Linked DNA regions of Homo sapiens: region 1 is linked to region 2. Evidence: chromatin contacts called from ENCODE Hi-C data. All regions are on one chromosome and are shown on one strand. The core of a region is the stretch at or near the end of the contact, and the rest is flanking DNA. Distances in the headings are between cores, read along the strand shown.

Evidence for each region. Hi-C counts contacts between places; a loop is a spot of excess contacts on that map. Pooled maps may share reads with other maps.
Region 1: a pooled map of heart left ventricle shows a loop between it and region 2 (2.0-fold over the local background). The contact joins two enhancer-like sites. A Hi-C loop is called at or near these places in 1 of 168 maps with a recorded cell type or tissue (Right ventricle myocardium inferior) and 2 of 50 pooled maps.

The regions. Positions count from the first base shown.
Region 1 is chr5:68,025,149-68,029,846 of GRCh38, forward strand. No RefSeq gene overlaps it. Among named protein-coding and RNA genes, the nearest start is that of LINC02219, 160 kb to the right of the region's middle. Within about 2 kb of position 2,669, at least 6 of the 41 ENCODE cell types and tissues checked have a DNase peak (open chromatin) inside an H3K27ac peak, as active enhancers do.
Region 2 is chr5:67,812,229-67,816,924 of GRCh38, forward strand. No RefSeq gene overlaps it. Among named protein-coding and RNA genes, the nearest start is that of LINC02997, 21 kb to the left of the region's middle. Within about 2 kb of position 3,388, at least 10 of the 41 ENCODE cell types and tissues checked have a DNase peak (open chromatin) inside an H3K27ac peak, as active enhancers do.

The sequences.
Region 1 (4,698 bases), core at 1,419-3,918, 210 kb after region 2:
TATACATTTTTCATTTATATATAAATAATATATAATATATAATTGTATATTTTAAATATATTTTTATAATATATAAAATATATATATATATTTAAAATATGTATTTTAGTCCCAGCTACTCAGGAGGCTGAGGCAGGAGGATCACTTGAGCCCAGGAGTTTTCAAGGTTACAGTGAGCTATGATCATGCCACTGCACTCCAGCGTAGGTTATAGAGCAAGACTCTATCTCTTAAAAATAAAAAAAATAAATAAATAAAATATAATACTTATCCCACAGGCTTATATTGAGGGTTAAATAAGATTTATTCACTTGACAAACGTATACTGAGTGCCTATTAAGTGTCAGACACTGTTTTAGATATAGCAATACATACATACACAAAAATCATACCTTTATGGAGCTTACATTCCAGTAAGGGAAGACAGACAATGAGCAATTAAATAGATAGAAAATTTGGGCTACATATATTTTACTTAATATTTGCTGCTATAACAAAATACCTGAGACTGGGTAGTTTATAAAGAACAAAAATTTATTCCTCACGGTTCTGGAGGCTGAGAAGTCCAAGATCATAGCACCAACATCTGGTAAGGACTTCTTACAGTGTCCTCACATGGCAGAAGAGCAGAAGAGAGCAAACCCAACCCCACAAGCCCTTTAGATCGTGGCATTAATCCATTAATGAGGGCAGAGCCCTCATGACCTAAACACCTCTTACTAGGCCCCACCTCCCAACACAGTTGCATTGGAAATTAAGTTTCCAACACATAAATTTGGGGTGACATATTCAGATCATAGCAATGTGTGTAGCCATGTCTAAGAAGAAGAAAAATATATATATACATATAATAATTAAAATATATATATATAATTACTATCTGAAAGCCACCTGCAATTTGTAACTGTTGCTCAAGAATGTGCTTTTGGAGGAAGTTGACGCTTTTGTCTGTGAAGAGCATTTCAAGGGGGATTTCATTATCCAAAGGAAAAGGCCAAATCCCATTTCACAACTAAGACATTTTGGAGAATGAGGAGCTAGACTTCTATGCACAATAATTAAGACATTAAGACAGGTCTGGGACATTAAGACAGGTTGAGGGAAACTTGGCCTAAGTCTAGTGAGTACAGAGTTGAGGGAGTGGGGACAGCCCCTGACCAGGGTAGCAGACTGGGGCTCAGGAGGAAGCAACCAATCACTGATCCTTTGTGAAGGAGCTTGGTTTGTGTTTCCAGGAGTAGGAATGTCTGATATATAGTCTGAATTTTCCATCTTGGCATTGTAATTGTCTTCTGTTATTCTCAAGCTATTTGTAAAGTTTTATCATACATTAAAAATTGGTAGGTAGTAACCATGCTTTCTGAGAAAAGGAGAAGAGTATTTGTTCATACCAAGAGTGCCTCAGGGTGGGGAGAAGCCAGAGGGCATTACAGAAATCAAAAAGTGTGAAGAGAAATGCCTGAAAGAGAAGTCTAATGTGAGAGATGACAAAAGCCAGATCAGAGGACTGAGGGTGCATTTTCTAGCAAGCACAAGATTACTAAGAAAGGGGAAACTCAGGAAGATGAGAACCTGTGGAATGGAGCATCGGGTTACATTTGTTGAGCATTTAAAAGAAACCCCAAAGGCAAGAGAATTTGGGAACTTTATGAGCACATATGTAACACTCTGGACACATAGTAGACACTCAATACATGTTCATTACCTTCCCTTCTTCCTTCTTCTTTATTTACATGATAAAATCATAAGAAAAAAATCAAAGATGTGAGAAAATATTCACCCGTCAAGGTAACGTGGAGCTACCAGAGTTAATTTGGATACAAGGCAATGTCAATTCACAATGTTTATAGAAATTTTCAAGGATTCTTGCTTCCTAACTTTCATTTTGCTGCCCCATGCAAATCCTTTTTTTCTTTTTGATACGTAAGAGTCAGTGTCCAAACATCCTTTTCTTTGTCCCTGTTCAGGCTTCAAGTGAATTCTCACTGGTCAATCACTTCAACATCTCAGCTCAGTTCCGGTTCCTGGTTGTAAATGTCCTCCCTCCACATAATTAAGCATTATATTTGATGACTTGCCTGGTCTTATCTCTAAGACCAATCTTGCTTTTTAAATACAGGATAGCCTGACCATATGACCTGTATCCAAAGAATACTTCAGTAAACACAACCATACAGCTAATGTGCCAATAACACTATTATCGGGGTGGTGGTTCCGATAGAGTGTAGTGAAAATTATATTTTCTTTCCCGGTGCTTCCCTTGGCTCTTTATCCTTCATTTAAATGTTTCTCAGTGAAGCAGCACAAAATTTGGTTTCTCTCCTTTCCAGTATTTCTTTTTCTGCTCCCTTTGGTTGTGAGTTACCATTTACAGGTAAGACTGGAGATGGAGTTTGGCTATAGTTGCATAATTTCATCTGTTTAGCCTCATCACGAAGCATGCTGGAAAGATCTTAAACGTGGTGCACATTTTGCAGGCTAGTAAATACCTTGTGGTACTTTAATTTACTTTATAGCTTTTTTCCAAGCCTGGTGCTTGTCTGCAAGGGAAGAGTCAGCTCTTCCTCTAAGTGACGGAAATAAGCCATTCTCAAGTAGAAGGAATGCATATTTAAATTTATGATAGCTGAACTTGGCTGCAACAGCCACATTCTTGTTCTGCTTGGAGCTTGGCAGGCCACCTAATACTTGTGCTTGGTCTGTAGACGAAGGAACTCTTTATTTTTCTTTGTTGGGATCTTACAAAGCTCAAAAATATATTTTCATTTGAGACTTTGATAGACCATACAAAGATGATGTGAACAGTCAAGTTTTGCCCAGCCTGACAAACCAGTGAAAAGAATGTATTTACAGTTTGTTTATGTTTCACTGCCATAAGACCGTCAAACATTTTCTTTATACAGAGGCTGATTTACAGTCAAACTCTAACAGCAAATTATTTTATTCTAGACTATCTGTTCAATTGGTTCAGTATAGAAGTCTGGTTTTAACAGAAATAATGTTTTTAAAAGCATATAGGCCCACAGTATAAGTGGTCTAGTTTAAAATCCAGAGATATTGCATTTATTTGGCTCAAGTCCACATCCTAAATCCTGGGGCAGAGTAGTGAATTAAACCAATCTTTCCTTCCATCTACCTCCACATATTCAAACACACTCACAAGAATGTTATCACAACATATCAGGAGGAAATTTTATTATAAGAAACACATGAGTCATCAGTATTCTGCAACCTGTCAAGATAGACTGTTTTTTAGACTTTAACTCATTTAATAAGTAGTCATTTAAACATCTATTATGTACCAGATTCTGGAGATACATGTAGTAGCAAGCCAAAAGACAAATTTTGTATAATCCTGGAGCATTCTACAGGGAGGGCAGGGAGTGGGTGTGAAGCAGGAAGGCAATAATCAGATGACTATGTAATATAAAGTTAGCTAGCGGTTACAGCTTGGAAGAAAAGTTAGTTTCCACAAGAATCAAATGGGCACTTGTTTAAAATGCAGATACGTGAGTCCACCCACACTGAACTGGAGTATTCATTCTAACACCTCACACTGTAACCTGGAAAGTGTCTCCAATGCTACTTCCAGTTTGGTGGAAGTCTGGTTCATCTAGACAGCCCTGGCAAGGGAAAGTAAAGCACCGTCCATTGCAGCCTGCCCTCCACATGGTCATCTATGCTTAGTGGGTAATGATTAGTCCGAACTGATGATCAACCAGTAGACTTTCTACCAGCCCCAGGCAGCTGCAGCTCTGTCTGAGACAGCAAATGCCTCTGGAAGTTAACTATGCCCTGTGCCCACTCATAAGGTTGCTATAGGCAGGGGTCACTTTAAAGAGAAGAAAGCAGAAGATGTTAGAGAGAAGCATTTATTATAGGAGGTGGGGAGGTGGGAAAGGTCAGTTAGATTCTCCTCCTAATAACACATGACCCAGATGTCCCAGATATCAGATCTATCCCAATCAAATGACAAGGTTTCTTGAAAGGGAAAGTAAATAGCCTGATCCATTATGTGAGCCTCAAATGGTATATGAATGTGCGAGCAAGACAGAAAGAGAGAGAGAGTAAAAACTACAGAGCCTCTTTAAGAGGGAGCAGCTTGTATCCTTAGAAGGACCACTGAGGTCAACAACAGGAAGAGTGAGAAGCTTAAACTTTTTATTTTTTGAGACAGGGTCTTGCTTTGTTGCCCAGGCTCAAGTATAGTAGCACCATCATGGCTCACTGCAGACTTGACCTCCTAAGCTATCCTCCCACCTCAGCCCCCCAGGTAGCTGGGACTGCAGGCGTGCACTACCACGCCCAGCTAATTTTTGAATTTTTTATAGTGATTAGGTCTTGCTGTTGCCCAGGCTGGTCTCAAAATCCTGAGCTCAAGCAATCCTCCCACCTTGGCCTCCCAAAGTGCTAGGATTACAGGCATGAGCCACCACACTCACCAGTACCTTCATGCATGCTCTTATAACTTACATGTGAACAAATGAAAACGGTATCTGTAATTTCTTAGATAAGTCAATTCTGGAGGGAACTTTAAACAACATCCACCCCATATACAAGCAAGGAAAACAAGGACTAGAGGGGTGAATGATGTCTCCAAGGGTTCAAGACAAGTTGAAGCAAAAGCCCGTGGAGCATGTGGCCTCCTAGTACTAACTAGTCCATTTCAGATGTTAAAGGTAAATGTTATAGTTTACC
Region 2 (4,696 bases), core at 2,138-4,637:
ATTGTTTGGACTCCTATGACCCATCAACATTACTGTGCTAGACCCAGATAGACAGTGGTGAAAACAAAGCCCACATTCCATCCAAGAAAGTAACTCTCCTTCGAGTTTGCTCCAGCTCATTTTAAAACATGATCCTGAATTCTTCTCTCCATACCTGAAGGAGAAGCAAAACTAACTCAACCCAGTTGACAATGTGTCTGCCATGCCCATCTCTAGCCTCTTTTTGAACCAACACTTTGGTTCTTCCTTGGAACCCTGACTCCCATGCATATCCCATATGTATTTGGAACTAGGATGTACACTACAAAGTATACCAGTAGAATCTGAACTATCCAGCATTTCTCAGGCATATTTATCACATTAAACAATCAAACTTTTAAGACTTCATGATCAAGAACCCAAAATCAAATGCAACAAAAACGAAGATAAATAAATGGACTTACTTAATTAAACTAAAAAGCTTCTGCACAGCAAAAGAAATAATCAGCAGAGTTAACAGACAACCTACAGAGTGGGAGAAAATATTCACAATCTATACATCCAACAAATGACTAATATTCAGACTCTGTAAGAACTCAAACAAATCAGCAAGAAAACAAAACGATCCCATCAAAAACTGAGCTAAGGACATGAATAGACAATTCTTAAAAGAACACATACAAAGAGCCAGCAAACATATAGAAAAATGGTCAGCATCACTAATTATCAGGGAAATGCAAATCAAAACCACAATGCAATACCACATCACTCCTACAAGAATGGCCATAATAAAAAAATTAAAAAATAATAGATCTTGGCAGGGATGCAGTGAAAAGGGAACACTTTCACACTGTTGGTGGGGATGTAAACTAGTACAAACACTATGGAAAACAGTGTGGAGATTCCTCAAAGAACTAAAAGTAGATCTACTGTTTGATCCAGCAATCCCACTACTAGGTATCTACCCAGAGGAAAAAAAAGTCATTATATGAAAAAGATACTTGCACGTGCATGTTTATAGCAGCACAATTTGCAATTGCAAAACTATGGAACTAGCCCAAATGCCCATCAATCAACAAGTGGATAAAGAAAATATTATATGATATATATATATATACACACACACATGCATACACACACCATGGAATACTACTCAGCCATTAAAAGGAACAAAATAAGGGCATTCACTGCAACCTGGATGGAACTGGAGACTATTATTCTAAGTGAAGTAACTCAGGAATAAAAAACCAAACATTGTATTTATTCATTCATACCTTGGAGCTAAGCTATGAAGACGCAAAGGTATAAAAATCATACATTGGACTTTGGGGACTAGGGAGAAAGTGTGGGTGTTGGCGAGGGATAAAAGACTACACATTGGGCATAGTGTACACTGCTAGGGTGATGGGTGCACCAAAATCTCAGAAATCACCGCCAAAGAACTTATTCATGTAACCAAATATCACCTGTTCCCCAAAAGCCTATTGAAATAAAAAATAAAAAATTAATAAAACAAGTAAATAAATAAAAATAAATTCTAAAGGCCATTTCTTTGAATTCTGGAGAGCAGCTCTGCATGGAGGTAGACATCCACAGTGAGTCTGAAGGCAACAGGGTTTGGTGTGAGTGATATGTCTCAGTTGCTCCCTAGGTTGCTGCTTGCATTGCTGAGTAGGTAGTATTGTCTAAGATAGGGACACTGGGAGAAGACTTGCTTTAATTAGGGGTGTTGGAGAGTGGAATTCATAAGTTCAGGTTTATCCTGATTAAACTTGAAATGTCTCTAGGAATTCAAAAGAGGGTGTCAAGCAAGCAGGCATGTATATGAGCAGAAGTATGTAGCCTGGAGATAACAAATGTGTGCTTCATCTGCAAATGGGGATAACTGAAGTTATGAGCTTGGGTGGTGTCTGAGAAGAAAGTACTGAAGAACAGAGGGTCTAGAGCCCGACATGGAGAAATCCCAACATTTAATGTCAGAGCAGTACAGAATAAGCCTGCCAAGGAGACAGAGAAGAAGGATCCTAAGAAGCAGGCGAAAAGCCAGGAGAGTATTAGCGCCCAGAAGCCAAAGGAAGAGAATGTATCAAGGAATGTGTGGTTAAATTCAAAAGCTGCTGAAAGGTCGGATAAGATAAGGAATAAAAAACATTCATTGGATCTAGAAAGATGTAGGTCACTGGTGACCACAGCAGAAGATGAGAAAAAAATGATGGCGCTAGAATTCATATCGGAGTGGACTGGAGAGTAAGTGAGAGGTGAGGAAATGAAGCCAGTGAAACTAGACAACTCTTTCTACTACTTTGGCTATGAAAGGGCATGAGAGCAATAGGGAAGAAATGAATTGAGATGAGGAAGAGAATATTTTTGATTTTTGCTTGCTTTCTTTCTATTTTTGCAATGTGAGAGACTAGATTGTGTCTAAAAATATTATTCCAATATTTTGAAAGGAGATTACTGGGTGTACTTTCAGTACAGTGCTAGGGTGCACTTTTTACAACAATTTACAACTCTGTAACAGCCAACATGGACATTTTTATTACTAGAAACATAAATAAATTTAATCCAGAGTAAATAGACTAACAGTGTGAACCAACGGACCTGCTGGACATTAACCAGTGTTGTGCCTAACCCAGAAATTATATCCTAACATTTCTTTGTTGAATTGACTATATATGTCACGTTTCCAGTGCTTTTTGGGCTGGTTTTACTGTTTTACCTGCCCCCTCCATTATTTAATGAATTAAATAAAATCATTGTCATGTGCTTGTTTTGCATTTGCCTGAGAATCATGATTTTTACCATTGTAAAAACTATACTTTCATACTTGCCAAACCAATTTTAAGAAGGAAGTGGAGAGATCAGATCAAGCACCAGCTTCATGAAAATGAAAGAAACATATTCAGAAAAATGCAGGCTGCAGAACAATATAAAGAAGAAGGAAGTAGGCAACAGTAGAGCTGAGAAAATCCTAGGAAGGACACGAACTTTCAAAACATAAAGCCATAACTATTTAGGGTTTTAAGTTTGAGGCCTACAGAATTTGCACTATGAGTTCATAAACAATTTCTGGTCAATACTTATTTTAAGTGAATAAACTAGAAAAGATAGAGACTTTTACTCAGAGAGTGAAAGCTGAGTATTGTAAGGGGCTTTTGGATGCATTTGTGAATGGGAATCCAAATGCAATGGATTGGTTTAACTGGTAATATCTTTACATTTCCAAATTCAGATGTTTACTTCTGGGCAGAGTTCAACAAGCATCATCAGAGCATCTCACTAGTTTTGGTGCCTTACCACCTCTTCACGGCTGCTCACCCGGCACTAATGTAGATGATGTTCCACACAGCCCAGGAAAGAAGTGGTCATTATGGAAATAAGCACATGTGGTTAAAGACAGCAGCACACTCTGCCCCGAGCTCCCAAAATAAACTTGCTTACATAATATACAAAAACCTCCCAATCACTCCCTTGAGTTCCCTTGGCAGAACAGCCCATTTCCACCAAGAGGAACTATTCCATTATCCACGATAAGGACTCTACTCACTAACATTTTTGTCACTCTTACAATAAGGCTTTTTGAACTTTTATCAGAAAGGTCTTTGCTGGCCCCTTTTGCTGCACAGAAATGGTAGTTAAGGGCATCAAACTGGCTCAGCAAAAATAAAACATTAATCAACAGTAACCTTCTGTTTTATCTGTTTTCCTACCCAAGGCCTGATTATCTCGTGAACAGTCCATTCTAAGAAGTCATTGTGACACTGCTTATTTGAGCAATATGTTTATTCAGAGTTGCTCACCTCTTACGGTGATCTTCACAGTGTAAATTTGTTTGAAGCAGGGATCTGACTGTTCCCAAATTTTGCCTAGTGCAGTGCTTTTTCAAACAGAAAACAAAATTCATGTATTTTGATCACAGGGATAATACTGATAATGATGACGAGAAGGCACAAAGGCCTGTGGGGAATGTTCTGAGGCAGCACAGAGCAGCAGAATGTTCATAACTATGGCTAGTTCCATGGCACAGTTACAGAAGCAGCATCAGAAACGATCGATTGGTTTTGGCACCGCTCACCTGGAAGACAGGCTCTAGCTGACTAAATTTCTATGCATTACAAATGACTGGTTAGCAAAGAAATGTGGTTACAATGTCTGACTCATTAAAAGGAGAGAGAAAGAGAACACTTTCTCACTGGCTTTTTTTTCTATGTAGAATTCATATGTCCTTACTATACTTTATCACTTGCTCTCCTTATTTGTGATAAATATAAGAAGGTCAAATTGTTACCTGTCTTGCTACATAGTATTAAGAGGGGAAAAAGCCCTGGTGGACACCTTTTGCTGCAGCCAACAACATGCCCATTACCCCATCCTACAGAGCAGTTAGAGGGAGGAAGAAATGCTTCAGTGCAGTTGACTGTTCCTCCAAGGATGTGCAAGACCATAGGCAGGAAATAGGATCCAAAACATTTTTATTTGCTGCAGAAGAAATGGCTCATGATCAGTCCATCATGTTTTGCCAGGCAAAGCTCCAATCACCTCCTACAACTGGGGCAAAGCAAGGAGGGGAGCAAGCACAGAGAAGGAAAGTGTAAGGAGATGGCCTGAGGGCTCATTTCCACTCCTGTCCCAGAGCCCCCTTGGTAAAAAACAGAACAATGGCCACCATTTATGAACATTTAACATGTGCCAGACTCTGAGCTAAGTACTTTCAGTA